2 separate regions of the Homo sapiens genome follow, and region 1 is linked to region 2. Evidence: read pairs that join two places in POLR2A ChIA-PET (ENCODE). Cell type or tissue: PC-9. All regions are shown on one strand. Each heading gives the region's core, and the rest is flanking DNA. Links, peaks and the distances in the headings are about the cores only.

What was found. Peaks named below come from ENCODE experiments on the same cell type or tissue, not always from the same donor. Only the 100,000 strongest peaks of a DNase experiment are listed, where the experiment ranks them.
Region 1: POLR2A ChIA-PET joins it to region 2 with 5 read pairs; 4 of 35 experiments call an interaction of 5 or more read pairs at or near these places.

Annotation. Positions count from the first base shown.
Region 1 is chr12:95,120,483-95,137,097 of GRCh38, reverse strand. FGD6 (FYVE, RhoGEF and PH domain containing 6) reads left to right here. Exons shown (of 21, transcript NM_018351.4): 8 at 2,272-2,359. It also overlaps the pseudogene RPL14P4. Among named protein-coding and RNA genes, the nearest start is that of NR2C1, 55 kb to the right of the region's middle. RefSeq lists a silencer at 3,998-4,198. In PC-9, for the core only: no CTCF peak of the experiment used is centred there; no DNase peak of the experiment used is centred there.
Region 2 is chr12:95,174,313-95,190,927 of GRCh38, reverse strand. The region is part of intron 2 of FGD6 (FYVE, RhoGEF and PH domain containing 6); the gene reads left to right. Among named protein-coding and RNA genes, the nearest start is that of FGD6, 35 kb to the left of the region's middle. In PC-9, for the core only: no CTCF peak of the experiment used is centred there; no DNase peak of the experiment used is centred there; H3K27ac peaks cover 481 bases.

The DNA.
Region 1 (16,615 bases), core at 5,839-9,838, 54 kb after region 2:
CCACATTGGCCAGGCTGGTCTCGAATTCCTGACCTCAGGTGATCCACCCTGCTCGGCCTCCCAAAGTGCTGGGATTACAGGCGTGAGCCACTGTGCCTAGCTGGAAAGAATATTTTGATGGGACTTTTTAAACTGTGGTAAAATACATACAACACAAACTTAGCATTTTAACAGTTTTCAAGTTTATAGTTCAGTAATGTTAAGTACGTTGACATTCTTGTGCAACCAGATCCCCAGAACTCTTTTCAACTTGCAAAACTGAAGCTCTATAGGCATTAAACATTAACTCTATTCTCTCTTCCCTCCCAGCCCTTGGCAACCACCATTCTGCTTTCTGACTCAATGAACTTGATTAAGGAACATGTCTTAACTTTTAATTTAACTTCTTCTTTTATCCTAACAATTAACTTACAATGATGGATGGGAAATAGAATTTATATTTCCCTTTAGATAAATAAATAACATGGTTTTGGTGCCAAAGTTAAGAAAAAGTAATAACCTGTTCAGAGCATGTGTCAGCCAAAGCTTTGACTTTTAACTCAGAGCTGTGAGGGTGGAACCCTGATTTAATTAGAGATAAAATCACAAGTCCCCTCCATCAGTTTGGAGTAAAATTTGCGTACTGTATTTTAGTACTTCTCTGTTTTGAAGCTTAAAAGATCGGTGAATTCCAGTCACACAAAACTAGAAGTGAAAAGGGTTTTTTTTGTTTGTTTGTTTTTGTTTTTGTTTTGTTTTTTGAGATGGAGTCTAGCTCTGTCGCCCAGGCTGGAGTGCAGTGGTGTGATCTCGGCTCACTGCAACCTCTGCCTCCGAGGTTCACGTGATTTTCCTGCCTCAGCCTCCCGAGTAGCTGGGATTTCAGGCATGTGCCACCATGCCCAGCTGATTTTTGTATTTTTAGTAGAGACAGGGTTTCACTGTGTTGGCCAGGCTGGTCTCGAACTCCTGATCTCATGATCCACCCACCTTGGCCTCTCAAAGTGCTGGGATTACAAGAGTGAGCCACCTCACCCAACCAAAATGAAAAGTTTTTAAAATAGTATGGTATTGCTGATTTCTGATTTGTGCAATAGACAAATAATTAAATTTTAAAGTCATCTGTAATTTTTTCTTCTTTTCCTCTCCTCTGTTGTCTTTGTGCTATCAAAAAACAAAGTGCAATGTAATTGTGGCAACTGATGATTGACCCAGGTTTTGGTAAGAGTCCAGTGAGTTGTGTTACCTTGTTAGCAAAAGAAAACGGGGAGCCATAAGGCCAGGAGAATTAGTAATCTGGGTTAATGATGCTTGGATGAAAGATACTTTCTTAACATGCATTATCATTATAATTTCATAATCACTCTGTGTACCAGATAGTGGTGGTACATATTTAGAAAATGATAAAAGTCTGAGCAAATCTAACAAAACTTATCAACCAACTTGCGCTATGTTAGAAGCGTGACTCTTTTTTGTAGTTCTTAGGATGCAGGGACATTTTCACTTGGCCTTTTTGATGCCACCTCACAGTAAACTCTTAGGTTGGAGAATGAGGGTGAGGCTCAGGAATGGGCCGAGATAGATGTCTGTTGTACATACTAAGGAAGAGAGGTTTCAAGGGATAACCAAATGTCTTTGTAGTCAAGCCAAAATGTGGTTCCATAATCAAATGTTCCTATAAATGCTGTGATTTGGGGGCTATCTTTTTATAAGGCCATTCATCTGCAAAAGACTTTTACATTCTTCAGACTTCTTAAAGAAGGGATACTTAGCAAGGCCGCTTTTCAGGTTATCTTTACTTTCTACAGTTCTCCCTGCCACCACCATTATTTTGACTATATTGACCACAAGGCTCTGATTATCATTTGAATCCAATTCCTGGCAGTTGTATTTCCACTGCCTTATTTTAGGGGCCATGCATTTCCTTCTTGGTCCATTGGGATTTGTTTGTATTTATCAATACAAGTGGGAGCTGCTGAGTAGGGTGGGCTCTAACTAGCCTAGGACACAGACTGTGGCTACCACGCTCTTTGAGAGGGTTGTTAACAAGTTTTTCCTAGGAGCAAATGGTTTCAGGGACTGCCTACAGGAAAGGGTGGAGGTTGGTGGTCAGTCTGGCTGGGGTTCACTCTCAGTGTATCTAACAGCTGTACCTTAAAATAAAAGGGAGCCTCTCTACGAATCTCCTTCCAGAGTTGCTTGATGTTTAAAGTTTGGCTTCCTGAGCACTTGAATCTGGGTCCCTTGCTTCTTAGAAAACACTGTGTTAATTTAGATGCCTTCTCCTTTCAGATGAGCCCTCGCTGTGCTAATCTGGCCCTCAAGCACTACCTGCTCAAGCCGGTTCAGAGGATCCCCCAGTACAGGCTGTTGCTGACAGGTGGGCTTCTCCAGCATTTTGCCAACCACCCAGTTGGTTTATCCATCAGCCAACTCTTCTTGCCTTTATGAAACTCGGGTGCCTCTCTTTGTATATCACCCCCGTCACCACGTTGCCTAATACGTGGATTTGTAGATTGCTTATATACTTTACATATACGTTGCCTGAACTGAACGGCTTTCGGTTCTTTGATCATCCATCCATGTGTGCATTTTCACCTCAGGGCATTCATACATGTAGCTGCTTTTTAATTCAGAACATCTTTGACCATCCCAAGCCCATACCCGTGCATCATTTCACCTGGCTAATATTATTAATTCCAAGAAGGTACGTTCCCCAACTACTCGAGAGTGGAGTTTAGAGGGTCACTCCCACATATTTATATAGCATTATCATAGCCCTAGTTACTTGCCTCAGAAGGTTGTTATAAGGTTTGATTAATGAGCTAAATGTGGACAGTGCTTAGAATAGTACCGTAGCTGGGTGCAGTGGACACGCCTGTAGTCCCAGCTACTGGAGAGGCTGAGGCGGGAGGATCTTTGAGCCCAGGAGTTTGAGACTATCCTGGGAAACATAGACCCCTGTCTAAAAAAAACAGGAATAATGCTTTAATTATAACAAGTTCTACATAAGTATTAGCTTTTACTATTATTAGTAATAGTAGTATTCTTATCCTGATAGTTATTTCCTTATGATAATAGTCTATCTTCTACTAGACTGTAAGCTTCAAGATTATAGAGCTATGTCTGTTTAGTAAGGAAAAAAGAAGGAAAGAAAAAAGCAAAAACACTGTGTTTGAGTGAAGGAACTTGCTGTAATCAGGCCTTTATATTCACTGGCTCTTTAAATCCTCACCATAGCCTTGCAAATATCAGTTTTATCTTCACAGATGAGATAACAGGCTTATTGAAATTAAGTGGTTTGGCATCACAAAAAGGCTAGTGTAGTCTCAGTACCAAACATAGTTACCCAACACCTACTACTAGGGTCTCTGGAATATTTGCTGAACTGTATTGGATGTACAGTGACTTAATATGCATATATAATACGCATTAAAATTGTATCAAAATGGACAAGAACGTCAAAATGTGGCCACAACCGTAAAGTCAATGTGTTCTATAAGTAAATTTGGAGGTACTGGGTTTCTGTTACTCTCCTTAAGAAATGGTGTCCATGCTTTTCTTCTTAACTTCACTCTCTTAAGCCAAGAGCTATATTGGAGATAATAGGTGAATCCTGAAAAACCAGGATTTCCTCATTTCTCTTTAGGGAAAAGGCTTCAGCACTTCAAAGCTTGCCTAGTGACAGACTGCTCACGAGGAAGACCTACCTTTTAGCCCCAGGACAGGCTGGAGTGCAGTGGCGCCATCTTGGCTCACTGCAGCCTCCATCTCCCAGGTTCAAGCGATTCTCCTGCCTCAGCCTCCTGTGTAGCTGGGATTACAGGTGTGCACCACCATGCCCGGCTAATTTTTGTATTTTTAGTAGAGGCGGGGTTTCACCATGTTGGCCAGGTTGGTCTCAAACTCCTGACCTCAAGTGATCTGCCGACCTTGGCCTCCCAAAGTGCTGAGATTATAGGCGTGAGCCACCACAACTGGCCCTTAATTTAAATTTCTAAGGATGAATCAGGCACTAGGTTTCTGTCTGGAATGACATAAAGCCAACTGAATAATTTAAGGATATCCTGTCCCTCTGTACTTTCTTACTTCTGCTTTTGGCAGAGATTTAGAATACACAGGACAAAGGGAAGTACTGATACACATGTTGTGTTTTTGCTAGATAAACTCAGTGCTTCTCATAAACCAGCTATTGAATGGCATAGGCTCTTTCCATAGCTGTCAAATGAAGTACTGTTTTTAGTGGCAAAAGACAGCTGTAGTTTCAAATGGGAGGGGAATGGAACAAGAATCTGAAAATTTAGTGCAAAGATTAATTTTTACATATTATTTATTTATTTATTTGTTTATTTATTTATTTATTTATTTGAGACGGAATCTTGCTCAGTTGCCAGGCTGGAGTGCAGTGGTGCAATCTCAGCTCACTGCAAACTCCGCCTCCTGGATTCAAGAGATTCTCCTGCCTCAGCCTCCCGAGTAGCTGGGACTACAGGCGTATGCCACCACGCCCAGCTAATTTTTTGTATTTTTAGTAGAGACGGGGTTTCAACATGTTGGCCAGGATGGTCTTGATCTCTTGACCTTGTGATCCGCCTGCCTTGGCCTCCCAAAGTGCTGGGATTACAAGCATGAGCCACGGTGCCCGGCCATATTATTTATTTTATTTTACACACTACGACTGTTCTAAGTAGTAAAAAGTCTACATATGTTAAATTTAGGTTTCATGCTTAGTTTGTTTTTTATTGAGAAAGTGTGAAATGACAAAAGCAGGTTTTAAAAAACTCTCTTTACTAAAATAGATTTTAACTAGGTGTAGTGGCTTATGCCTATAACCCAGCAACTCAGGAGGCTGAGCCGGGAGGATTGCTTGAGCCCGGGAATTTGAGGCTACAGTGAGCCATGGTCATGCTACTGCACTTCAGCCCGGGTGACAGTGAGAATTCCGTCTCTTAAACAAAAGAAGAAGAATTTTGTTTTATAATACCAACATCATGTGAGCTTGGAGTTATTTTTAGTTTGAGCTACCTCTTACTTAATCTTAGATTGGGAAATCTTTTCTGTTATTTATTTATTTATTTATGAGATGAAATCTTGCCTGTTACCCAGGCTGTAGTGCAGTGGCACAATCTCAGCTCACTGCAACCTCCGCCTACCAGGTTCAAGTTATCCTCCCTCCTCAGCCTCCCAAGTAGCTGGGATTACAGGCACCTGCCACCATACCTGGCTAATTTTTGTATTTTTAGTAGGGATATGGTTTTGCTGTGTTGGCCAGCCTGGTCTCAAACTTCTGACCTCAGATGATCTGCCCACCTCGGCTTTTCCATTCGTTAATTGTTGCACAATACCTTATATATAATAGGCCCTCGATACTGGTGGATTTGGGAAGGGGGAAAAGTGATGAATGGCTTATTCAAGGCCACGAAATCAGGACTAAAATTAAAGAACGTAGTAGACTTTGTATTCTTCATCCTATGCCTTTTCTTCCATTGCTTAAAATTCTTTCCTTCCCCTAAGCCTGACCTGAAGTCAGGTCAGAAGTCCATTCTCTTTGTAGCCATCTCTGATTGCTTCAGTTCTCCAACCTTGAGTTCAGGGAGTGTGTCTTATATCTATAATTTAGTGGCCTCCAAAATATCTGGGTCAGTTTTGGATATGTTGAAGCTGTTCAGGAAGTAATTTAGATTGGTTTTAAGCTAGGTTTAAAACATCTCACCAGGTGTGGTGTCTCACGCCTGTAATCCCAACACTTTGGGAGGCTGAGGCGGGCAGATCACCTGAGGTCAGGAGTTCGAGACCAGCCTGACCAACATGGAGAAACCCCATCTCTACTAAAAATACAAAAATCAGCCAGGCATGGTGGCACATGCCCATAATCCCAGCTACTCAGGAGGCTGAGGCAGAATTGTTTGAACCCGAGAGGCAGAGGTTGTGGTGAGCTGAGATCGCACCATTGCACTCTAGCCTAGCCAGGAAGAGCAACCTCCCTCTCAAAAAAAAAAAAAAAAAAAAACTCTTTAGCCAAAATGTTTTTTGTCCAAAGAATGACATTGAGACAACATTTATATTAGAGATGATATCTTCTCCTAAAAAGAAAGGCACAAGCACAAAGGTGAAATGTCCTCCCAAGGCTACACAGCTTTAATTGAAGCACCTATGTTCCTATAATCCTAAGGACATTCCTATAACCTTGCAGGTCAATACTAAAGATTTGCTTTTTTATTTTTATTTTTGTATTTAAGTGATCCATCCTGTTAACTGATGCTTTTTATTTTTATTTAAAATTCTGATTTTCCAGTACTCATTTTTGTGATGTTCTGATTACTCTTTACTTTGCAAGACATATCTACTGTTGCTGTGAAAGTACTGCTGTCTAGGCACTGAGATTTTTTTTTTTAAATTTTATGTAAAAACAGGGTTTCCCCATGTTGCCCAGGCTGGTCTCGAACTCCTGGGGTCAAGTGATCCTCCTGCCTTGGCCTCCCAAAGTGCTGGCATCACAGGCCTGAGCCACTGGGCCCAGTCTGAGATTTTTTAAAGTTGGATTTTAAGTCTTAAATTTGCATCTTTCAAACATGTTAATTACTTTGGATAATAAAGCTCAAATGATTTAATCCTCCAACAACTTTGTGAGGTTAAGTACTTTTATTTCCATTTTGGAGTTTGGATTGATTCCAAATGCACAAAATATACAAGAGCAGGCAGGAGTGGTACTTCATTCATTTGAGGCAACTCCTGGCAACTTTGCTGTTTTAAGTTTCAGGCTGAGAAGGGGAAGGAGTCCTGCCTGATTCAATGTAAGTAGGTTTGTGCCTCCCACTGAGATATGCATAGATGATAAGATAAGATGGTTTCTTCTGGAATCCTTTTAGAAAAGATCAGCGGAAATCCCCAGATAGAGCAGTCTGTCACTGCTGTTCAAATAACCATGGTATTGTCTTCCAGTGTTTTCTTTTCTGGACTTACTTTGGGTTTCTATAGGGTATTCTATTTGGGCAATCTCTTCCTGCATGGTAGTAAAACACTTACACCTACATTCTTGTTAGTATTTTTTTAAGATCAGTTCAAACCGGATCTAAAAGAATGCATATAGTTGTATAACAAAATCAGTGATTTATATAATTTAAGCCTAAATATTTATAAATTTTGGCTGGGCATGATGGCTCACGCCTGTAATCCCAACACTTTGGGAAGCTGAGGTGGGCAGATTGCTTGAGCTCAGAAGTTCGAGACCAGCCTGGCCGACATGGTGAAACCCTGTCTCTACAAAAAAAAACAAAAATTAGCTGGGCGTGGTAGCATGCGCCTATAATCCCAGCTACTCAGGAGGCTAAGGCAGGAGAATCACTTGAACCTGGGAGGTGGACGTTGCAGTGAGCTGAGATCGTACCACTGCACTCCAGCCTGGGTGACAGAGCAAGACTCTGTCTCAGAAAAAACAAACAAACAAAACTTGTAAATTTTACTCAAGGCCAGTTTATCAGGCTGGATCCTGTTTGAAGTTGGGAAGAATGGGAAGAAAACAGACTTATCTGTTTTCTTAACTTGTAGTTATCAGAGCAGCCTTAACTTTTACTTATCTTCTTCTTTCTCATCTCTTCCGGGTAGAGACCATCTTTATTATCCTATCCCAGTGTCAGGCATAGATCCTGGAACACATCAGAGACTCAGTCAACTGACAGGTGTAATTAGGGAAAGGGAGAGTTGCTCTTTTTTATAAGATTGAGAATCCCCATGCGGTAGCAGCAATGAATGTTGGATGGATGGATGGATGGATGGATGGATGGATGGATGGATGGATGGATGGATGCATGCATGCATGCATGGATGCATGGATGCATAGATGCATGGACGGATGGATTAATAAATGTTTAAAAGCATTCTTTCAGTCATCCAGTCACAAAATTATGGAAAGGACTGAAATCCTTCCCTTTTCTCTTTCCTCCCTGTAGGATCTGCCAGCAAATTTTCCTCCACCTCTAGTTTCTGCTCCTTCTATTTCTCTGTTAGGCTCCAGGCCAGGCCCTTCTAAACTCACGCCATTTTATAGCAATATCTTGCTGGTGGTCATGCTACCTCTTATCACCCCTCCATGTAGCCTAGCACAGTTACTGCCTAATTTCTCTTCCAAGGACACACTTTCATTCTGTTTATTAGAAAAGTTGAAAACCCACTTATTCATAGTATAAAGACCAGTTTATAACCCAGAATTACCTGAACCTTCTTTTCCTTTAGTCTAGCTATAGTAGGTTTCTTGCTGTCTCCTGAAAGCTGTCCTTCAAAACCAGATTCTCTCCTCCATTAATTACTCCACCAACAAATATTTATATAAGTTGGCCCTGAGCTGGACACCCATATACACTGGCAGACAACCCAGTGGTGGCCCCTGCCCTGATGGGGCTTACAGTCTTCCTCTTTGAGGTCATGCCCAATCACTTAGGCCCCCACTGAGCCTTCTCCTTCTCAATTCCTAAAAATTGTATTGATCTTGCCCTTTGTCTTGTGACTAAATCTTTTAGTTGTTTAATTATACCATGGATCTGTGCCTTATCTTCTCCACTAGATTGTAAACCCCTTGAAGTCAGAGGCAGGGCTGGGCATGGTGGCTCGTGCCTGTAATCCCAGCACTGAGTTGGGAGGATCGCTTGAGCCCAGGAGTTTGAAACCTGCCTAGTCAACATAGTGAGACCCTGTCTCTACAAAAGAAAAATTTAAAAATTAGCTGGGTGTGGTGGCACACACCGGTCATCCCAGCTACTGAGGAAGCTGAGGCAGGATGATCACTTGAGCCCAAGAGTTCAAGGCTGCAATCAGCCATGATCGTGCCTGTTGTACTTCACCCTGGGCGACACAGCAGGACCCCCATCTCAAAAAAATAAAGTCAGAGGCAGACTTCAGTGCAAGTAGCAGTCACAAAAGATACTCACTCAGTTTGAGAAAGTATATTCTGGTGATGTGTTATTTTTGTAAGGGCCACTTTTTGTCTTTGAAGGGATCTTTTGTGCATACAAAAATATTTAAGGATTATGAAAAAACTAAGTCTTTTTTCATCTTCTACCATCCAGAGATGGCTATCACATATCCTTTTAGTTTTTTTCCATCTACCTGTGCTATATGTTGTATAATTTGTTTTTCAGAAAAAAGCCTTTCATTTGTGGAAGGTTATTACATTAGTGTTGAAACAAGTTAAATCAGTAAGGATCCTGATAGAGAAAATATAAGATACAGGAATTTTAAAATTCCTCTGATAAGTCTTTTCCACTTATGTAGTTAGAAAAAAATAGTCCTTTGATTAAATGTGGATCAGGTGGTTTCTTTGATCTTGTTCAAAATATTTATGTTATATAAAAGGCTACTTTAACAACATATTATATTACTTTTTCTCGTTGTCTTTGCCTTTAGGATGATATTAACTGCCTCTAGGTTTTAGAAATCTAGGATTTCTCATGTTGGTAGAAAATGAGATATTTAAAACATCTGTTATAGTGTTCTGAAGCTATAAATTTGAGCTATGTACAGGCTAACAAGCGCATATAAAAAAGATCACAATTAAATTAATAGATGACTTTTTTTCTTTTGAGATGGAGTCTAACTCTGTTGCCCAGGCTGGAGTGCAGTGGCACGATCTTGGCTCACTACAACCTCCACCTCCTGGGTTCAAGTGATTCTTCTGCCTCAACCGCCCGAGTAGCTGGGACTACAGGCACGTGCCACCATGCCCAGCTAATTTTTGTATTTTTAGTAGAGACGGGGTTTCACCATATTGGCCAGGCTGGTCTGGAACTCCTGACCTCGTGATCCACTTGCCTCGGCCTCCCTAACTGCTGGGATTACAGGCGTGAGCCACCACGCCCAGCCGCTAATAGATGACTCTTTTTTAAAAACCCTTACGGAAAACTTCTGTTTAGCAAGTATTTATTTTAAAACCTAGGGTTAATTGTATGTATCAAAGTTATTTTAACACTTTCTCTAAGGCAGAACTTGATTTAAAAAAAAAAAAAAGTAGGGCTGTCCTGCACTCCAGACAAGGAATCTAGTTATCTAGTTTCTGACGAGCCCAAAGGTGTCTGATATAAGGTAGTTCCAACCATGTTAAATTAGGAAGATAATGCAACTCAGAATTCAGAATTCATGTTGTAATTTGCTCAGTTCTTGTTCTGTTGCAATTCCTGTTTTTTTATTTTTTATTTTTTTGAGACCAAGTCTCACCCTGTCACCCCAGCTGGAGTGCAGTGGTATGATCTCAGCTCACTGCAACTTCCGACTCCTGGGTTCAAGCAATTCTCCCACCAAAGCCTCTCAAGTAGTTGGGGTTATGGGTGCCCACTACCACGTCTGGCTAATTTTTATTGTTCTGTTTTTTCTTTTTCTTTTTCTTTTTTTTTTTTTTTGAGACTGAGTCTCACTCTGTCGCCCAGGCTGGAGTGCAGTGGTGTGATCTCGGCTCACTACAACCTCCACCTCCCGGGTTCAAGCAGTTCTCTTGCCTCAGCCTCCTGAGTAGCTGGGATTACAGGCATGCACCACCATGCCCAGCTAATTTTTTTGTATTTTTAGTAGAGATAGGGTTTCACCATATTGGCCAGGCTGTTCTCAAACTCCTGACCTCAAGTGATCCACCTGCCTCAGCCTCCCACGGTACTGGGATTACAGGCGTGAGCCACCATGGCTGGCCTTTGTTTTTTGTTTGTTTTTTTTAAAGAACCTTTATTGTTTTTATAGTTGCCTCATATGCTTTCTTGCCAGATGCCTTTGGAGCAGGGGCTTTCTGGGCTGGAGCTTTTTGACCCTTCTGAGCTTTTGGAGGAGGTGCTGCCTTCTGGCCTGTGGCTTTCTGGGCAGGAACCTTCTGGGCTGGAGCCTTCTTGCCCACAGCGGTCATCTTTTTTGCTGGAAATTTAGCAGCAGCTGCAGCAGCACCCTTAGCAACAGGTGCTTTTTTGAGAGAAGCTTTCAGGAGAGCTTCCTTTTGAAGCTTGTTAACTTCATTCTTGATTATTCTGTCCCTCATTTTCTTTGCCTTCATAACTTTAAAATGATCAGAATCTGTCATCTTGGCTTTCCTTTCTCTGGCTTCAATCTTCCTGGCCCATTGTGTGGCTGCCCATTTTGTATTGATGTCTACCTTCTGCCAGGCTTGTGGGACATACTTCTGGTGGGCACTGTATGGAAACTTGAGGATGAAATCAGTGAGCTGCATGTACTTGAAAGGCATGGCCTGTCTCCTCACTTGAGCGCAAGGTCCACCAACCAAAGCCCTGTTCTGATCAATAACATCTATGATCACAATGAATTTTCCAGCATGAGGTCCAAAGGCGACGTAGGTTGCCCAGCCAACCTCCATGAAGTGCCTGAACACCATATTGGCGGCAGTCGGTGAGAAGGAATTCATTTTTAATTGTAGTTGTGAAAAAGGTATTTTGAGAGATAGTATTGAATAAATTGTATCCAGGTATCCACAAAATATAAATATTTATTTATTTATTGAGACATGGTCTTGCTCTGTTTCCCAGGTTAGAGTGTGGTGGCAGGATCATGGCTTACTGCAGCTTCAACCTTCCAGACTCAAGAGATCCTCCCACTTCAGCGTACCAAGTAGCTGTGGCTACAGGCATGCACCACCATACCCGGCTAATTTTTTCTATTTTTTTTGTAGAGATGGGATCTCACTATGTTGCCCAGGCTCATCTTGAATTCCTGGGTTCAGGGGATCCTTCCACCTCAGCCTCCTAAAGTGCTGGAATTATAGGCATGAGCCACTACACCTAGCCATCCATGAAATATTTTAATGCTATGGAAAGTGTTTAGGGTATATGAGGCAAGCACATTTCATCATCGCTTCTCGGCCTTTTGGCTAAGATCAAGGGTAGCACATTTCATCCACCTGTTTTATTAGCTTAGAGCTTTTAAATGTAATCTTAGTTTCTCTGTAGAACAGGAGTTCTTAAATTTTTTTGTGCCTAGATTCTTCTGGCAGTCTGATATAGCCTATGAGCCCTTCTCAGAATAATTTTTTTTAAGTGCTGAATAAACTACATAAGATTAAAGGGAAAACCAACTGGGCTGAAGTACAGTTATTAAAAAAAAATTTTTTTTTGCTATACCACAATCACAGTAATAAAATATTTTTTAATCATGACATAGTAATTAATGCATGCACTTCTTTAGTACTGCATTAAATAAGATCAGGTGGCAGATGTAATAAGTACCACGATTTTGAAGTAGGGGTGAGAGGAGTGCTAAGAGGGATAAGATGTCTGCCACAACTGTAATATGCTATAAAAATATCTGTGGTGATAAAGTCACAGATATCACTGATACTGTTGTGGTTTGCACCTACATTTATGATGGAAGAAAATCCTATTTTACACGTAGAGGTTAGTGAAAATAGGGTGGGTTTGTTTGTGTGCCTCTTTTTGCCCTCCAAGTTTGCAGATACCCCAAATTCTACCCATAGACATTGCTACAAAGCCATTCTTTTTCCAATTCTAAGTGCAGATTTGACCCAGATTTCCTGCAAGTAACCAATTGCCTCTGTTGCTGGGACTTGTCTTGGCAGAGCTATAGCAAGCAGAATCTGTTGCTAAAGTTGCTCTCACAGTTTTAGTCAGAATCATGGGCTCTCATCAGGACCTGTTTCAGTTGGAGAAAACACTGAACTTTAATCAAATTTGAACTGTGGTGCTTACATTTGCTTTATTCTTCGCTTGGCTGTTAGGTAATAAAATGTGCTTATGTCCCTAAACGTAAGTTTGCTTTGTTGATACTCAGGGTGGTACAGACCAAATATGGGTAACAGCTTCTTTTAAGTGTGGCTCGACTGTGCCAAGGCCATTTCCGTACACTTAAGATTCCTGCTTAATAAACTGGCAGCTACTAGAAAATGTATCCACTAAGAAAAGCAGTCTCAGGCCAGGTACGGTGGCTCACGCCTGTAATCCCAGCTCTTTGGGAGGCCGAGGCAGAAGGATCCATTGAGCTCAGGAGTTCAAGACCAGCCTGGGCAACATAGGGAGACCCCACCTCTTTAAAAAAAAAAAATTAGCCATGCATGGTGGCACACACCTGTAGTCTCAGGTACTCAGGAGGCTGAGACAGGAGTATCGCTTGAGTCCAGGAGGTCGAGGTTGGTGGAGGCTGCAGTGAGCTATAGCACTCCAGCCTGGGCAACAGAGGGAAACCCTGTCTCCAAAAAAGAAAAAAAAAAAGGAAGAAAGAAAAGCAGTCTCAGACAAGTCAAGTCAAAATAGTGTGTATATTGGCCGGGCGTGGTGGCTCACGCCTGTAATCCCAGCACTTTGGGAGGCCGAGGCGGGTGGATCACAAGGTCAGGAGATCGAGACCGTCCTGAATAACACGGTGAAACCCCATCTCTACTAAAAATACAAAAAAATTAGCTGGGTGTGGTGGTGGGCGCCTGTAGTCCCAGCTACTTGGGAGGCTGAGGCAGGAGAATGGCATGAACCCAGGAGGCGGAGCTTGCAGTAAGCAGAGATAGCGCCACTGTAGTCCAGCCTGGGGGATAGAGAGAGACCCCATCTCAAAAAAAAAAAAAATGTATATTGACTTTTGCAGTTTGCCTCTTCTTAGAACATTCTGGATATGCCTAGCTAGACTTTCCCACTAAAAAGGGACCTGGGGAGATACCATCTATCATGAGATCTGTGTCAAAATTTTGCCTTAGGATGAGCCTGGAGTTGGGTTTGGTTTGTGAGTTCTGTGGGGATGCCGCCTCAGGACCAGGGTTGTGTCAAAGTCTAGGATAGATCAGGGCTTCCTTACATAATTCTTGGACAAGGATGCCTGCAAGCAGTTCTCCAACCTGAGCCTCCCAAGTAGCTGGAATTACAGACATGAGCCATCATACCCAGCTAATTTTTGTATTTTTAATAGAGACAGGGTTTCACCATGTTGGCCAGGCTTGTCTCAAACTCCTGTCCTCAGGTGATCCTTTCCTTGCCATATTTTGTGCCCTGGTGAGGAGGGGGTGCATTGGCCCAGGAAAGGGACCTTTTCTAATTCACAGAAAGGCAACCTGAGAGCCCAGAAAGATCGCTTTTTTTTTTTTTGACAGAGTCTCACTCTGTCGCTCAGGCTGTGCAACCTCCACTTCCCAGGTTCAAGTGATTCTCCTACCTTAGCCTCCCAAGAAGCTGGGACTGGAGGCATGCACCACCATGCCCAGCTAATTTTTGTATTTTTATTAGGGACGAGGTTTCACCATGTTGGCCAGGCTGGTCTCGAATTCCTGACCTCATGTGATCTGCCCACCTTGGCCTCCCAAAGTGCTGGGATTACAGGCATGAGCCACTGTGCCCCTCCCGAGATGACACTTTCTAACTTAGGCAAGCACCACATCTATAAGAGGTGGTTCTAGGCCACATACAGATTCAAGGACTAGAATTGAATGAGTATTTGAGAAGCAGAAGAATTAGAGCCAAAGGCCAGAGCCTTTTTTTTTTTTTTTTTTTTTTTTGAGACTGAGTCTCGCTCTGTTGCCCAGGCTAGAGTGCAATGGTGCAATCTCAGCTCACTGCAACCTCTGCCTCCTGGATTCAAGCAGTTCTCGCACCTGAGCCTCCCGAGTAGCTGGAATTACAGACATGAGCCACCACGCCCGGCTAATTTTTGTATTTTTAGTAGAGACGGGGTTTCACCATGTTGGCTAGGCTGGTCTCAAACTCCTGTCCTCAGGTGATCCAACTGCCTCAGCCTCCCAAAGTGCTGGGATGACAGGTGCAAGCCACTGTGCCTGGCATAGCAGATCTTCTTCTAGGTGCAGGGGCTACAACAATAATTAAAATCAGGCTTTCTGTCCTCAGGAAGGCCACAGTTTTAGCATTTGTGCATAAAATGATACCTTATATTATAGTACCATTTACTTAGCTTCTAATATATTCATGACATTACATATTCTCATTAAACTTAACTTAGAATTTTGGAGTTTTATTGTTACTTGTCAAAATGATTTTGTGTATAGAAATAAATAGGATATGTACATTGTTAAATAATATTCTGGGAGGCAAATGCCAGTGCATACATATTCTAAGGCATCAACAATTAAAGTTACACAATAGCATTGCAAGAATAGATCTATTAATTTTTTTATAAAAGGAATTATTCCTTATGTAATAAGGAAGTAACTTGAAATGGACTGTTTATAAGAATCTAATGTATGACAAAGTAGGAAACCCAAGACAATAGAAAAAAGATTGTTTATTAAATAACCTATTAATAATTTGAAAAATAACCAGCCTGGCCGACATGGTACAACCTCATTTCTACTAAAAGTACAAAAATTAGCTGGGCGTTGTGACACACATCTGTCGTCCCAGCTACTGGGGAGGCTGAGGCAGGAGAATCCCTTGAACCCAGGAGGCGGAGATTGCAGTGAGCCAAGATCATGCCACTGCATTCCAGCCTGGGCAACAGGAGAGACTCCATCTCAAAAATAATAATAATTTGAAAAACAAATTAAGGTTCCTACATTAATACATATACTACAAATAAAATCAGAGCTAAATATGAAGAATTATAAAACTGGCTATTTATTGAAACTCTAAAATGAGGACAGGATGAAAGATAGTTTTGTAGGCCCAGAAAAATTAATTATAAAGGAATATATATATATATATATATACATATATATATATATATCTTTTTTTTTTTTTGAGACGGAATTTTACTCTTATTACCCAGGCTGGAGTGCAATGATGTGAACTCAGCTCACTGCAACCTCCACCTCCTGGGTTCAAGGGGTTCAAGTGATTCTCCGGCCTCAGCCTCCCTAGTAGCTGGGATTACAGGTGCCTGCCGCCATGCCCGGCTAATTTTTTGTATTTTCAGTAGAGACAGGGTTTCACCATGTTGGCCAGTCTGGTCTCAAACAACTGACCTCAAGTGATCTGCCCGCTTCGGCCTCCCAAAGTGCTGGGATTACAGGGGTGAGCCACAGCAGCCAGCCTGTAAATGAAAATATTGACACTTTTCATTTCATTTTATTTATTTTATTTTTTGAGGCACATTTGCACCATTATAATAACATTAAAATATTATAAAAGTTTAAAATACAGTCAAAGTAAAAAGGCAAACAGCACATCAGAAAATATACCTCTAGGAAATTTTCATTTCAGCACAAATACTAAAAATAGACATCTAGACTAAAAATATGAACAAATATAATAACTTAGAAAAAAAGAGCACATAATAAATATATAGTGGTGTATTGTGTCCTTCGAATGATAACTATCAAATAAAACAGTTACCAATTCTATTAGCAATAAAAAACTGCAGCACACAAAATTGGCATTTACTGAAACTGTTATTCTCATATATTTGTATTAAAAGTTTCACATCCCTTTAGGAAAGGTTTTTTGTGATATGTATCAAGCACCCAAAAATAATTTAATATTTTATTTTATTTCATTTTATTTTTGAGGTGGAGTTTCACTCTGTCACCCAGGCTAGAGTGCAGTGGTGCGATCTCGGCTCACTGCAACCTCTGCCTCCGGAGTTTAAGCAATTCTCCTTGCCTCAGCCTCCCGAGTAGCTGGGACTATAGGCGCACACCACCATGCCCTACTAATTTTGTATTTTTAGTAGAGACAGGGTTTCGCTATGTTGGCCAGGCTGGTCTTGA
Region 2 (16,615 bases), core at 5,734-9,733:
ATTTTAATGTATTTTTTAATTTTTAACTTTTTTTTAAAATATAGAGACAGAATTTTACTATGTTGCCCAGGCTGGTCTCAAACTCCTGGCCTCAAGCAATCCTCCTGCTTTGGCCTCGCAAAGTGCTGGGGTTACAGGTGTGAGCCACCATGCCTCGCCCAAAATTTTTACATATGTGGGGAAATATCAGAATGATTTGGCTATGGAAGGCATGTTTTCTCTTACAGGATGAATAATCCATATAGTTCAGGATTTCAACATATATTTTTTGGCCAAAATATAGTATTTTAGACTCTGCTGTCTTGTCTCCATGTAACATATGGGTACGGCCTAAATAAAATACAGTTTTTTCCGAGCCCTGGAATGGACTAATTAGATATCGATATGGAAAAGATTTAAGAGTATTACCTAAGAGCTATAAAATCTTTTAGAAAAATATTAATTTAAGAAAACATCTTGGCCAGGTGCAGTGGCTCACACCTATAATCCCAGCACTTTGGGAGGCCGAGGCAGGCAGATCACCTGAGGTCAGGAGTTCGAAACCAGCCTAGCCAACATGACGAAATCCTGTCCCTACTAAAAATATAAAAAGTAGCCGGGCGCAGTGGTGGCCGCCTGTAATCTCAGCTACTCGGGAGGCTGAAGCAGGATAATCACTTGAACCCTGGAGGCGGAGGTTGCAGTGAGCCGAGATTGTGCCATTGCACTCCAGCCTGAGCGACAGAGCAAGACTCCATTTCAAAAACAAAAGAAAACATCTTATCTTTTTATTCCTACTGTACAACAGATAAAATCCCATGTCTTAGCTGTTAGAAGGCAGGTAAAATGCTTAAAGGATTTGTAAAGACAAACTGAAAACTATTTAATATAGTACATCTTTTCTCAATGTATTAAATACTCTTTCTAGTTAACAGGTACTTACTGCACATTCACTGTGTGTGGAGCACCATATTTGAATATAAAAGGAACTTTTACAATGAAAGTTAGTACTAACAAGCGAAGAATATTAAAGATCTGAAAGGTGAAAGTTTTCTATTACTATTAAGGAAATCCATTTTGTCTTTTTAAAATACTCTGTGAAATCTTTCTGTAGGGCAAAACTTAAATACTGTGAAAATAAGCAAATATATTAGCTCTAGCTAGGTTAGGAGGTTTTTTTGATGGTAAAATTAGTTTAAGTATGTTTTTATACCCAGTGGTTACTTGATTAACTGTTGATGCTTCTCCTTTTCTTGAATATGACCTTACTAGATTCTTTTTTTTTTTTTTTTTTTCCTATGAAACAGGGTCTCGCTCTGTCAACCCAGGTTGGAGTGCAGTGGCAAGATCACAGCTCACTGCAGCCTCAACCTCCCAGACTTAGGTGATCCTCCCACTTCATCTTCCCAAGTAGCTGGGACTACAGGCCCACGGCACCACACCCAGCTAATTTTTGTATTTGTTTGCAGAGATGGGGCTTCACCATGTTGCCAAGGCTGGTCTCGAACTCTGGGCTCAAGCGATCCTCCCTCATCGGCTTCCCAAAGTGCTGGGATTACAGACGTGAGCCACTGCACCCAGCTAGATTGACTCTTGATAGCAGTGATTCTAAGCAGCTTTAATTCTTATTGAGCCCTCACAGTGTTAAGAAGCAAAAACATTTTTTGTGTGCTCTTTTGTACTCTACAAATTAATGTCTTCTCTGCCTGGTCTTTGAAATCTTGGCCCCAGTAAATATCTGTGCTGGCTATGCAGCTAATACCCTGTGGATGGGTTCTGTTAAGTAAAATCTGTGACTGTGAACACGGGTGTGGGGGTGTATAGAAGCTTCCATTTTGCTATACATAATTTCCTGATGCCCAGGGTGAAAATATTCTTTGTTCACTGGGTTTACCTTACAAAGTACAGGGAATTTATTATTTTCAGAGCGGGGAGTGGTCTAGGGAATTAGAGAATTCATTTTGAGATTATCTACATGAAGTAGACCAAAAACTATTGCTGTAATCCACATGTCAACATGTCCAGATTTTTTTCTTTTCTTTCTTTGCATTTTGTGGGAAGAGCAGATGGGGATAGCTTTCTCTAATTCATCCTCTCTGCCTGCTTTACCTTTGACCTTTCCTTACCAAGTATTAAAAAAAAAAAAAGTTGTTTTTAAGGAATACTTGAAATAACTGAGATTAGTAAACTTGGAGAAGAGAGAATGGGGATTTTCAGTTCTTTACGTATTTGTTTAGTTATAAAAGTTATATAAAATTGTTGTCTTAAAAAAAGTTAAATGTACATGAAGTGAAAAGTAAAATCCTCCCTCCTTTTCTTCTCTTTATCCACCTCCGTTCCACTGGAGAGATAAGGTTTTGGGGGTTTTGTTTGTTTTGATTTTTCACATGGAAAGTTTTAGAATAAGTGGAAAGTTTAGGAGTAAACTCTGTCCCTATGAGGTTATTGTTATCTTTGAGGTACATGAGAAAGACAAAGGCTGACAGCTCCATTTTCCCCAGGGCAGGAACCTTGTCTTCCTTCTCCTGTGTCTGTGGTAACATGTCCTCTACACACACACACACACGGATGGTGCTTTGCCCATCTGCTTATTTCTCTCCTTTACCTTGCCTTACTTACTGTTTTCTGGTTTCTTCATTTCTTCTGCTTCCCTCTTCTCCCCATTTTTTTTCTGTGCCTTCAGCTAGTAGCTCAGAGCAAGTGATCACTGTTTTGAAATTGCATTCTACTGGGCTTTTTCTAGTTCAGTGCAATATGAAAATTTCCATTTAGAAAAGAAATAGGACTCTTTGCTTTATATTGCAAAATGAAGTTTACATTACTAGAGAAATCAGCAACTTTATTGCATACGTGAGGTATGCTTATCAGTGTCATTCATCGGCCACCTTGGCCTTTGTCGCATCAATGTGATCATTATTAAGCAAAGAGGGACAAAGCCAGCTTTTCAAAACATACTTGAAAAGGTACTTTGAGATCTAGTGGAATACCTGTGAATTCGTCATTATATGTGACTAAAATTGTTTTAGAAATAAGAAAGAATATTGAGATATGCATGAAACTGTAGTTATTCTGAGCTTCAGGATATTACTGTACAAGTAGTAAGCTACCAAAAATAAGTAGTGAAATTAAACATGGAAAATGAGCTCTAGGAGTAACCTGCTGCAAAACCGTGGCTCACATGACCTCACTGTAGGAGTTCTTGACTCAGACCTTTAAGCTGGTGATGAGCTGTTTCACATGATTGATAATGCAGAAGCTCCTCTCTGAAGTCACTTTTTTTTTTTTGTTTTTTTTTTGGGGACGCAGCCTCGCTCAGTCACCCAGGCTGGAGTGAGTGGCGCAATCTTGGCTCACTGGAACCTCCGCCTCCCAGGTTCAAGTGATTCTCCTGCCTCAGCCTCCCAAGTAGCTGGGATTACAGATGCATGCCACCATGCCTGGCTAATCTTTGTATTTTTAGTAGAGACGGGGTTTCACCATATTGGCCATGCTGGTCTCGATCTGCTGACCTCATGATCTGCCCACCTCATGATCTGCCCGCCTCGGCCTCCCAAAGTGTTGGGATTACAGGCATGAGCCACCACGCCCAGCCTGAAGTAACTTGTTTTTTTTTTTTTTGAAATGGAGTCTTGCACTGTCTCCCAGGCTGGAGTGCAGTGGCACGATCTCGGCTCACTGCAAGCTCCGCCTCCTGGGTTCATGCCATTCTCCTGCCTCAGCCTTCCGAGTAGTTGGGACTACAGGCGCCTGCCACCACGACCAGCTAATTTTTTATATTTTTAGTAGAGATGGGGTTTCACCGTATTAGCCAGGATGGTCTCGATCTCCTAACCTCATGATCTGCCCGCCTCGGCATCCCAAAGTTCTGGGATTACAGGCATGAGCCACTATGCCCGGCCTGAAGTCACTTTTTATACAGTTCTAGACTTTTAAGTATATACAAGAGAAACAGTGAGTGAGCAAACGAGCTTTCTGTGTACCAGGCATTGTTAGTGCATTGCTTGTATTAATTTGTTTAATCCCCACAAAATTCTGTCAGGTAGGCAATATTATGATCCTCATTTTATGGAGGAAAAACTGAGGCACGGAGAGGTTAAAAACTGACTCAATTTCACCTACTTAGTATGTGGCAGAACTCGGATTCGAACACAGGCAGTTTTGCCCCAAAGGAAATATACTGCTTCTTTTGGGTAATCTGCTGTACCAAGGATCAGCAAACGTTTTCCGTAAAGGGCCAGATGATAAATATTTTAGACTTTGCAGGCCATAGGTCTCTGTTGCATCTCTTCAGCTCTGCCAATGTAGTGCAAAAGCAGTGACAGATAGTACAGAAACAAATGAGCATGGATGTTTTCCAATAAAACTTCATTATGGACATGAAAATCATTTTCATGTGTCACAAAATATTGTTCTTTTTTTTTTTTTTTCATGATTTAAGAATATAAGAGCCAGGCTGGGCACAGTGGCTCATGCCTATAATCCCAGCACTTTGGGAGGCTGAGGCAGGAGGATCACTTAAGGTCAGGAGTTCAAGATCAGACTGGCCAAGATAGCAAAACCCCATCTCTACTGCTTGGAAGGCTGAGGCAGGAGAATTGCTTGAACCCAGGAGGCAGAGGTTGCAGTAAGCCGAGATTGTGCCACTACACTCCAGCCTGGGTGACCCAGCAAGACTCCGTCTCAAAAAAAAAAAAAAAAAAAAAAAAAAAAAAAAAAAAAAGAAGAAGAATATAAGAAGCATTCTTAGCTCATAGACCTTACAAAAACAGGCAGCAGGTTAGATTTGCCTAATCATACTATACTATGTATGTGTGAGATATTAGGATGGAATCCATTCATTTGTTAATACATTCATGCAAGAAAGGTATTATACTACATTTTGGGATTTCTAGGGGGAACAAGAACAACTTTCAGTTCCTCTTGCCATTCTGCTTACTGGATGAACTATGATGTTGTCCCCTTTCTCATGCCTGCTTTTTAAAAAGCTGTCTTTATTTCCTGTCCATTGCATATAACAGATATATTCACATTATCTCATTTAATCTTCATTGCAGGTGGTATGTTATCTCAATTTTTATTTTTATTTTTGAGATGGAGTCTTGCGCTGTTGCCCAGGCTGGAGTGCAATGGTGCAATCTCAGCTAACTGCAACCTCTGCCTCCCAGGTTCAAGCAATTCTTCTGCCTCAGCCTCCTGAGTAGCCGGGATTACAGGTGCGCACCACCATGCCTGGCTAATTTTTGTATTTTTAGAAGAGACGAGGTTTCGCCATGTTGACCAGGCTGGTCTCGAACTCCTGACCTCATGATCCTCCTGCCTCAGCCTCCCAAAATGCTGGGATTACAGGCGTAAGCCACTGCGCCCGGCCTATTATCTCAATTTTATAGTATAGGGAAATGTAAACTTAGTCCAATTAACTAGCCAGTTACACACAGCCATGAGTGGTGGACCCTGCCTTCAAATGCAGGTCTCTTAGGCTGAAAGAGCATTTTTTTTTTCTTCTCTGCTGCCTTTCCTTCCCTCGTAGAAATGTATGAAACTGTGATAAATGTTTGTGATCCTGTCAGAAGCGAATGTTTATTTTACTTGAATACACGTTTATTTTCACTTCCCTTCCATTTTCCCTGACTCTCGCTTTCGAAGATGTAATCTGAGTTTGATAGAAAAGTAGTGATTTTTTTTGGTTTCCCAATCAAAGAAGCTAAAAATAAACACAGAACTAGTCAGCAATGTAACTGGTGTAAGGACTCACTGATGCGTGGGATTAAGAGTGGAAGAAGGGCCCGGGTGCTCACACCTATAATCCCAGCACTTTGGGAGGCCGAGGCAGGCAGATCACTTGAGGTCAGGAGTTCAAGACCAGCCTGGCCAACATGGTGAAACCCTGTCTCTACTAAAAATACAAAAATTAGCTGGGCATGGTGGCTGGCGCCTGTCATCCCAGCTCCTTGTGAGGCTGAGGCAAGTGAATTGCTTGAACCTGGGAGGCGGAGGTTGCAGTAAGCCAAGATCGCACCACTGCACTCCAGTCTGGATGACAGAGTGAGACTCCGTCTCAAAAAAAAAGGCTGAGTGTGGTGGCTCCTGCCTGTAATCCCAGCACTTTGGGAGGCCAAGGCGGGCAAATCACTTGAGGTCAGGAGTTTGAGACCAGCTTGGCCAACATGGCGAAACCCCATCTCCACTAAAAATATAAAAAATTAGTTGGGCTTGGTGGTGGACACCTGTAATCCCAGCTACTCAGGAGGCTGAGGCGCGAGAATCGCTTGAACCTGGGAGGCGGAGGTTGCAGTGAGCCAAGATCGCGCACCACTGCACTACAGCCTGGGCGACAGAGCAAGACTCCATCTCAAAAAAAAAAAAAAAACGTGCAGGAAGAAATCCATGTCTTTTCCTGACACCCTCTACAGCTTCCCCAGGGTGCTGTCTCAGAAAGATGTGGGTTCCTTATGGTTTTGGGGGGTTATTGATGGTTTATAACTGGTCTAGAGTAGACCTTGAAGACATATCATTTGTGTGAATAGAATCTGAAGAAGAAAGATGGCAAATAGGCTTACTTGTATATAGTTTTAAATAAGGAAGTAGACAGATTTATTCTTGAGCAATGACTAACCTCCCCCTCTGTGGCTCCTCATGGGCTCCCAAGAAGCCTTTGATCCTTTTCCCCCATGTTAGTGGGAAATCCCAGATATGATTGTAGTTCCTATTGGAAACTGATACACTTAAATAGGTTTAGATAAAATAACATCTGGGAATGATTGCAGAAGTCCTTTGGTTTTGGCTATTGGTTTCCTTGTAATTCCCCTACCCTTTCATTATAGTGGGGTCTGTATATAATGTAACATTTAGCATTCTGTAACATGGAATATGCCACATTTCTGGAACATGTAAGTTAATGCCTTTAACTTGAAAATTGCTTGAGTGTATCATGGCAGAGTCTAGATGTATATGCAAAATATACTTAGGTAAACACAAAGCTGACTTTGTACACCTCTCAATGTAATTTCTCAGGATAATCTTATTAAAATCTGCCAGTGCACCTGCTTTGTACCTCGCGATCCCAGACAATGGCACCTTTTTTGGAGGTTGTTTTGTTGTTGTTTTTGTTGTTTGAGACAGGTTCTTGCTCTGTCACCCAGCCTGAGTGCAGTGGCACAATCACTGCTCTCTGCAGCTTCAAACTTGTGGGTTCAAGCCATCCTCCCATCTCATCCTCCCAGGTAGCTGGGACCACAGGTGTTCACCCCCATACTTGGCTAATTTTTTATGTTTTGTAGAGATGGGATCTCCATGTGTTGCCTAGGCTGATCTCAAACTCCTGGGTTCAAATGATCCTCCTGCCTTGGCCTCCTAAATTGCTGGGAACCACCGCTCCTGGCCTTGGAGGTTGTTTGAATTACCTCCTCTTCACCCCGTTAGTGAGGGAGGGATTTCTGCTTAGGGTTACGGGAATGGCTGAATCCTGATGCTCGACACTGGACGGGTGAGATCAACAGCAGTTTCTCATTCACATGTAGTCCCAGCCTAGAGGAGGGCACAGCATGCCACACCTGGCCACCCAGGCCTGTACTCAGGAACAACTAGGGGTTGCGGGAGGCAGGCTGTATACAAGAGGGTGGGGGTCACTCCTGGTTCCCATGAGAGGATGTGATTGGCTTGTTTAAATGACTCTCTGCTGACTGGCAGGGAACTAAAACCCACTTCTCAGGGCTAGGCAGACACTGCACCTGGTCCTTGTGACTAAGAGGGTGGCCAGGGGACTTTATCAGCAGAAGCATAGTGGGAAGGGCAGTGTGTAGTGAGACCATTTGGAGCCCTTCTGATTTTCCCCAGATGTCAAGGCAGAGCATAATATTGGGCCTTAATTTTCAGCCTTGCACCGCAATGGTTTTGTGCTGACTCACAATCAAGAGCATAGCGTGGCCAGGCGGAGTAGTCATATTTTCCAAAAGGCTCGCCACCTTTTCAGTGGCTGTTAGGATTATGATGACAAGACCTTAGAGGAAGCAAAGGGGTGTGTACAGCTGACACCAGGACAAAGTGGTCACCCTGTTAGAGAAGGTAGTCAAAGGATGAGCTGTTTTTTCTACTAACTTACTAACCAGTCTTGCCCCTCTCGAGTAGTTGGGATTACAGGCGTGAGCCACTGTGCCCAGCCAAGTTGTCTCTTTTTAGAAAGTGGTTCTTTCCTTTGTCTTAAATTACTGTGGTTATCTCAATCCCTTCTGCCTTCATCTGTTTAAGAAGGTCTCAGTAGGAAAATAAAGAGAAGCAGTCAATAGAATTTGTAGTTTGAACATTGTAACTAATTCAATATTATCTTCATCTGCCTCCTAAAATAGTAAATGAAACATAGTAGGCCCTCGATAAATGTTTACTGAAATAAATGGCATCACCATTTTTATATATTCTAAGTATTACAAAAGTATTTTTAAAAATGTATGTATAGGCTGGGCAAGGTGGCTCACACCTGTAATCCCAGCACTTTGGGAGGCCAAGGCAGGTGGATCACCTGAGGTCAGGAGTCCGACACCAGCCTGGCCAGCATAGTGAAACCCAGTCTCTACTAAAAATACAAAAATTAGCCGGGCGTGGTGGGGCACCTGTAGTCCCAGCTACTCTGGAGCCTGAGGCAGGAAAATCACTTGAACCTGGGTGGCAGAGGTTGCAGTGAGCCAAGATCATGCCACTACACTCCAGCTTCCATCTCCAAAAAAAAAAAAAAAAAGTATGTATACATATATATGTGTAAATATGTGTATGCAACTGTGAAGTATTCTCTTGTAGCCATCCCAACCTCATTATTTATTTCTAATGGCCTTTATTTTTTCTGGCATCAAGTAGGAACAGACAGTATATTACATAATGAGGATGTGAAGGGGAGAAATGATACTAAGTCAACTCTAACTTTGTCTTAAAACTTTTTCGTTTTCAATAAGAGAAACATCATCTTTGGTGCAATGATGGAATTGGATTGGGAACTTGCCTTTGTTTTTTTTTTTTTTTTGAGAGAATCTCGCTGTGTCTCTCAGGCTGGAGTGCAGTGGCGTGATCTCAGCTCACTGCAAGCTCTGCCTCGCCATTCTCCTGCCTCAGCCTCCTGAGTAGCTGGGACTACAGGCGCCCGCCACCACGCCCAGCTAATTTTTTTGTATTTTTAGTAGAGATGGAGTTTCACTGCATTAGCCAGGATGGTCTTGATCTCCTGACCTTGTGATCTGCCTGCCTCAGCCTCCCAAAGTGTTGGGATTACAGGCGTGAGCCACTGTGCCCAACTGGAACTTGCCATATTTTATTGGAGGCAACCTCAAGCTCAGAATGCTTTTCTATTTGTATTAACAAGAAAGTTGTCCACATTTCGTGATGTGAATCCCAATTCTAAGAAAGCAAAATTGATGGTAATTAAATGTTGCAGATTTATTTTATGTAGTGCTTGTTTCAGGAGACATTTTTGTAACAATTTATTCCTTTCTAGCTAGACCTGGATTCCTTCTAGCTAAGTTTGACCTGGATGCCTCCCAGCTAAGCTAGATGGCCAAGAGTGTCTGTTGGACTCTTGTCACCATGGGGCTCCTCCTGTGTCATTAAGATAGGACCAGGAACCCTGAAGCACATGATCATCTTTACTTGCAGGTCAGGAAGCTCTCCCACAACCAAATGGAGAACTATGGGAGACGGACCCTATTATTATGTTGCTGTTCACTGTGACGTAGTCAACAAGTTGTGTGGTTACTCTGTGGGCCCTGCAGGCTGTTGAACATCCCTCTACTGACTTCTTTTTTTCTTTTTTAAAGCTATCAACTGGCTAGCCAGATCTCCCCTTCCTACCTATTATTTAGAGACTTAGACTTAAGGTTCTCCCAAACAAACCCCTCTCGGCAGTAAGGGAAAGCCGTAATTTATATATCTTAACAACTTAAGCAATAGTTAAAAGAGATTTTTTCTTTTTTTTTTGAAACGGCAATCCTGAAAATGTTTACACAGACCTCCAAGTCTGGGGGTTGGGGGAGAAAGGGAAAGAACAGGAGAAAATATCTTTAATCTCATCATCCTGGGAAGAAAATAAACTATCCCTAAAGAGTTTATATACATATAAAAATATGTGTATATATGTATAAATACATATATGCTTTGAACCACCTTTTATGAAGCTTTTCAGACTCTGTGTGTGTCGGGGGGGTGGTCAACTTTGAAAAAGTAAAAATGCACGTGATAACAACTTTTAAAAATGTACTGAAGGGCAAATAATAAAATCTCTCAGCCAGGAGTGGTGGCTCACACCTAGCACTTTGGGAGGCTGAGGCAGGCAGATCACTTGAGCCTAGGAGTTTGAGCCCATCCTTGGCAACATGGCAAAACCCAGTCTCTACAAAAGAAAAAATACGAAAATTAGCCAGGTGTGGTGGCACGCACCTGTTGTCCCAAGTGCCTGGGAGCCTGAGGCTGGAGGATCACTGAGTCTGGGAGACAGAAGTTACGGTGAGCTGTGATCACACCACTGCACTCTAACCTGGGTGTGCACTCCAGCCTGGGTGACAGAGCAAGCCCCTGTCTCAAAAAAAAAAAAAAAAAAAAATCTGTCTTTTATTCTCAGGACTTTAGTCCCAGAGGCAACTGTACTTCAACTATATTTATCAGTTTTTCTGAATGTGTTCGGGGACAGCCTGGTATATGTCAGCATGTTTGTGCACACACACACACACAAATATACACACTTTTTACATGGTTTTGTGTATATGTACTCTTCTTTTTGCTTCTCTACACAAATAGGAGCACACTCTGTGCCTTGATTTCTTTTTAACCTAACAATATTTCCTGGAGAATGATCTATGCCACTGTGCATAGATCTACCTCCTTTTTTTTTTTTTTGGAGGCAGAGTTTCGCTCTTATTGCCCAGGCTGGAGTGCAATGGCAGGATCTCAGCTGACCGCAACCTTGGCCTCCCAGGTTCAAGCAGTTCTCCTGCCTCAGCCTCCCGTGTAGCTGGGATTACAGGTATGTGCCACCACGCCTGGCTAATTTTGTATTTTTAGTAGAGATGGGGTTTCTCCATGTTGGTCAGGCTGGTCTCAAATTTCCTACCTAAGGTGATCCACCTGCCTTAGCCTGTTAAATAACTGTTTAGTAATTACTAAACAAATTAAATAACTGTTTAGTAATTCATTATATGAATGTATAACCCCAATTTATTTAACCGGTCTTTTTTTAATGGCTATTGAAGGAAGATCCCTTTAAGACTGCTTCTTTATGTTAAATCTTAATGAATGACTTTAAAGCCAATTACATATAAAAGTTGCAAGCATATGGGTAGGTACTCTTCTATTTTAAAGAATTTTGCATTCTATTTGTTTTTTAAACAATTTTCAGAGTTGTCTTGTGAGGACTGTATTTTAAATAGCAGCCTCAAGGTACTGATTATGATTTTGGTCTTATTTATTTATTTATGAGACAAGGTCTTGGTCCCTCACCTGCTGGAGTGCAAGGTCATAATTGTGGCTCAAGGCAGCCTCGACCTCTTGGGCTCAAGTGATCCTCCCACCTCAGCCTCCCAAGTAGCTAGGTAGCTAGGACCACAGGCACATACCACCATGCAATTTTTTTTTTTTTTCATAGAAATGGGGTCTCTCCCTGTGTTGCCCAGGCCGGTCTCGAACTCCTAGGCCCAAGCAATCACCCCCACCCCCCACAGCCTCCCAGAGTGCTGGGATTACAGACATCAGTCACCACCCCGGCTCTGATTATGTCTTTAGTCAGTAGCATACAATTCTAAGAATCCTCGTAATTACTTGGGGGAAGGTGATAGTAATGGTATTCGCAAAGGTGGAGGTTGCTTCTGGAAAATGAAGCAAGCCTGTTTTTAAAAAATATCCATCATTTGAAGCCTGGCATTTTACCCTAACAGAGTCACCCAGAGACAGTTTTAAACAGTTTCTGGTTTATATTTCAGGGAAGCTGGATATTTTTGTGTGATTTCTTTTTTTTTGAAGCCATAGAACCCTAGCTTGCTAGTTTGAAAGGCTCAGTTGTTAAAACCTCTAAAACTTAAGAATGAAAAAATAAAACACTGATCGTGTACATTTTATGTTGTAAGTTTCTTTGTTTATTCATTTTTTCTATCTTTAAGTAACAAAATTCTGTGGTACTGTCCCTTTAAGTATTTTAGTGATTTTATTTATTTTTATTTTGTGAATACTAAAGAATTTAACTCAAAAAGTTTATACACTACATATATACATTATAGGATTTTAAAAACTGAAATTGAGATAATAAAATCATTAATTTTTAAATTAAAATTTGTCTTAACCTTTAATCAAGCAACCTCTCGAAGAGAAGATTAAAAATCAATATATTTGATACCTTTATAATGCAAGGACATAAAAAAATTGATAGATGTCCTTTTCTTTCAGGGGGAAGGATTTCTGCTATTATACTTATTCAATAAGAACATCAGCATCCATAGCCTTACGTATTACTGAAGCATTGATGTTTCTTTTTTGTGAAAGCAGTTAGGAGTGGAGAAAGACCTACTAGTTGATCTGGTTTACCTAGTTTACCTACTTTACCTACCAGCACTCAGGAGTCACACTGGTTGAACTTGATATTTGTTCAGTCCTGTCACCTGGCTCTGCACATACTTAAAATAATTGTGCACCATCTTGTGTTTGAAAAACCTAAAAACATGATGTGCATACGTGACGGTTGCTTTTTGGAGGATGCAAATGGCCAACTATGCCTATTTCACAAGTCGTGCCATGTTTCCAAACTCATTTTGGTGGTAGACCTCAAGAACATTACTTGAGTAAGGGATGGAGAAAATTCTAGAATTGCTGTGTAATTGAGAAGACCTGAAAAGGAGAGTAAGAAGGATTTTTTAAATAGTTTTTTTTAGGCACGGTGGCTCATGCTGTCATCCCAGCACTTTGGGAGGCCAAGGCAGGAGGTTCATTTGAGGCCAGGAGTTCAAGAGCAGCCTGGGCAATGTAGGGAGAGACCCTGTCTGTACCAATAAATAAATAAATAAATAAATAAATAAATAAATTGTTGTTTAAAATTGATTTGATTCATGGTTTTACTGTGACAGTGGAATCTGCAGTCCTATAAGGGAACTGAAGTAACAGAAGGAAATGTTTCCTGGTAAAACAAAATAGAAATAATTTTTTGGTGAAAATTGTATACCAATTTTATAGTTAGTGTGCTATAATAACTACTAAATAACTTGAAATTTATTTTGCTAATTTAAAGCCCATAATGGTAGTTTTTTTCCCCTCATTCTGTGATAAATATGAAATGTGCCAAAGGAAACACATAATCACCAAGTCATAATGAGACAGCATTTGAAAAAAAATTATCACAACATCCTGAGGACAAGCAGGTTTCTGTTCAGTTTGGGCCAGGAGTAGAAAGAAGAGGAAGAGAAAGACCACAGAAGTTGAGATTTACATGTGGTGACTTGGAAATAAGAAAGAAACTTCTGAAGGTGAGGGAATTGGAAAGAACTTCTTTCTTCAAGCTTGGGAGGAATTACATGAAACATTCCTTGGTAAAGGGGCTCAGAATAAAACCACAGGCAAAAGAAGAAAAAGATAGCTGGAATTTGTCAACAACAGAGAAGCCATTCTTAACTCAGCTTTTCCTTTCCTTCTCTCGGCCATCCGATCCCTTATCCCTTCTCCTTGCTGGAATTTTTAATTTAGTAGGGGCTCAGAAGGATGTTTTTTGGTGAACCTGGCAGTTGCTATGCTGGCTTATCATTGTACAGGTTTTCTGTTCCTAAAAACTCTTAGAGGAAATGGATTTAGTATTTTTAAAAAAGATAATTCCACTGGGCATGGTGGCTCATGCCTGTAATCCCAGCATTTTGGGAGGCTGAGGCAGGCAGATCACCTGAGGCCAGGAGTTCAAGACCAGCCTGGCCAACATGGTGAAACCCCGTCTCTACTAAAAATACAAAAATTAGCTGGGCATGGTGGCGTACACCTATAGTCTCAGCTACTCAGGAGGCTGAGATGGGAGAATCGCTTGAACTAGGGAGGCGAGGTTGCAGTGAGCTGAGATCACACCACTGCACTCCAGCCTGGGTGACAGAGTGAGACTCCATCTCAAAAAATAATAATAAAATAAATTAAAATTTTAAAAGATAATTCCTTCTAAAAGAGAAGGACTTCACTTTAGTTGTGACTTATTACCTGAAAGAAAAATTTGATATACTTCCAGTGGAGGTGTGCTGTAAATATATAGAAACTAGCATATAGAAAAAAATAACTTTTAAAAAGTGATGGCATCATGTAGTCTTCACTTCAGATGTGTAGATGTTAGCATGTGGAATTGAAGGAAACAGTTACCCATCAGTAGGAATTTAAGTCTGGCTTTACTTGTTTGTCTTAATTCCAGTGCACTGGAAACAAACTGATTTTCTAGAAACTGTGGCTTCTTGCAGAAGCAAATCTGACTTAGGGTGCTTGGGGAAGTAGAGCCCACTCTTTGTTCTGGTTGCTGTTGGAGCTTACTTTCCTTTTACTTCAGATATCAAATTATGAACTAACTAGGCAGAAAGACGTGGAGGAAGCCCTATGTCCTGTTCCTTTACCCCACAAAGCAGACAGTCTTAGGATGTTATCATTCGGACAGTGGGAAGGAAATAAACAGAACTCCAAACTATACAATTGGCATTAGTAAGGAGTCCTTGTTTCATTATCAGAAATCTAAAATTGGCTGCATATGGTGGCTCATGCCTGTAATCCCAGCACTTTGGCAAGACTGAGGTGGGAGGATTGCTTGAGCCTGGGAGTTTGAGATCAGCCTGGGCAACACAGCAAGACCCTTGTCTATTTTTTCAAAAAAATAAAAATAGAAATCTAAAATTATCTAGGTAGATTCAGAAGCTGACAACAGTTGTTTGGGAAAATAGAGTAATTGTTTTAGAAATGAACATGTAAAATGTGGATCCTAGATTTTGCTGCTAAACCATTATCTTTCCTTTAAAATCTGCTCCCTTGTTTTAACATTTGTTTCAGTTCATGTCACCCTCATTCTGCTTGTGACTTGGACTTGACACCTTGATGTCTTCCATAAGTTTTTCCTCCTCACCCCTTTACCCTAAGTCCTGGTGATTTTTCTTTTTTTTTTTCTTTTTTTTTTTTTTTTTTTTGAGACAGAGTCTCACTCTGTTACCCAGGCTGGAGTGCAGTGACATAGTCTTGGCTCACTGCAACCTCCACCTCCCTGGTTCAAGCGATTCTCCTACCTCAGCCTCCTGAGTACTGCAACCTCTGCCTCTTGAGTTCCAGTGATTCTTCTGCCTCAGTCTCTCTAGTAGCTGGGATTACAGGCACATGCCACTGCACCCGGCTAAATTTTGTATTTTTAGTAGAGACAGGTTTAGCTCTGTTGGCCAGGCTTGTCTCAAACTCCTGGGCTCAAGCCATCCACCCACTTTGGCCTCCCAAAGTGCTGGGATTACAGGTGTGAGCCACCATACCCGGCCCTGATTTTTCTTCCTCTTACATCCATCCCTTTCTCTCAATTCCTGATGTAGCCACCCTGGTTCAGGCCACCTGCACCATTAAAATTCAACACCTGTTGCTTTCTGATATCATTTTCATTTATTTGGTGAAAAATTCTTGAGGGTCTCTTGTGTGTTGGGCTGTATGGTGAGGATTCAGCTGGAAAACACAATTTCAATTTCCTTGTCTTTGGAAATTTACATTTTAATGAGGGAAACAAGTCTACCACCAAGTGCAGTTTAGTGAGATAGTTAAAGGATTCAGAAGAGACACCAAAATCTCTCCTTGTTTCATGGCATTGTGTTTTGATTCATGTAGTTTTAATATTTAAAGCTTTTTTCTTGTTTTCAGATGTTCACTTTGTACTTTAATCCCTCTTGTATCCCTAATGGATGTGGCAACACCTAGTTACTATATTCTTAATAATAGCCTTCCAAATGATGTTTGACCAAGAAACACCTTTCACCCCTCTCTTCAGACAAAATAAACCTAATTTCTTTTTTTTTTTTTTTTTTTTGGAGATGGAGTCTCACTCTGTCGCCCAGGCTGGAGTGCAGTGGTGCAGCCTCGGCTCACTGCAAGCTCCGCCTCCCGGGTTCACGCCATTCTCTGCCTCAGCCTCCCGAGTAGCTGGGACTACAGGCGCCCTCCACCATGCCTGGCTAATATTTTGTATTTTTAGTAGAGACGGGGTTTCACCGTGTTAGCCAGGATGGTCTCGATCTCCTGACCTCGTGATCCACCCGCCTCAGCTTCCCAAAGTGCTGGGATTACAGGCGTGAGCCACCGCGCCTGGCCAAATAAACCTAATTTCTTCATAGGTGCCACAGCCCTATTACTAACTATCTGAATCTATTATACTTAGGAGTCTAAAACAGTACCCAGATGGGCTGGATCAAAAAGCCTTTTAGAGCAGAGCTTCTCACACATAGACTGGGATTTTGTTACAGCACGGATCCTGATTCGGTGGGTTGTGGGTGGCCTGAGCGTGTGTTTTCTGAGGAGCTTCCAGGTGATGCTGCTGCCGATTGGAAATTGAACATGTGTTGTGTTAACAGGGTTTTAGAAGATATAAAGAGATAAGGAATTACGATAAAAACAAGTGGTGGGGTACCTTTTCTTCTAGCTATAT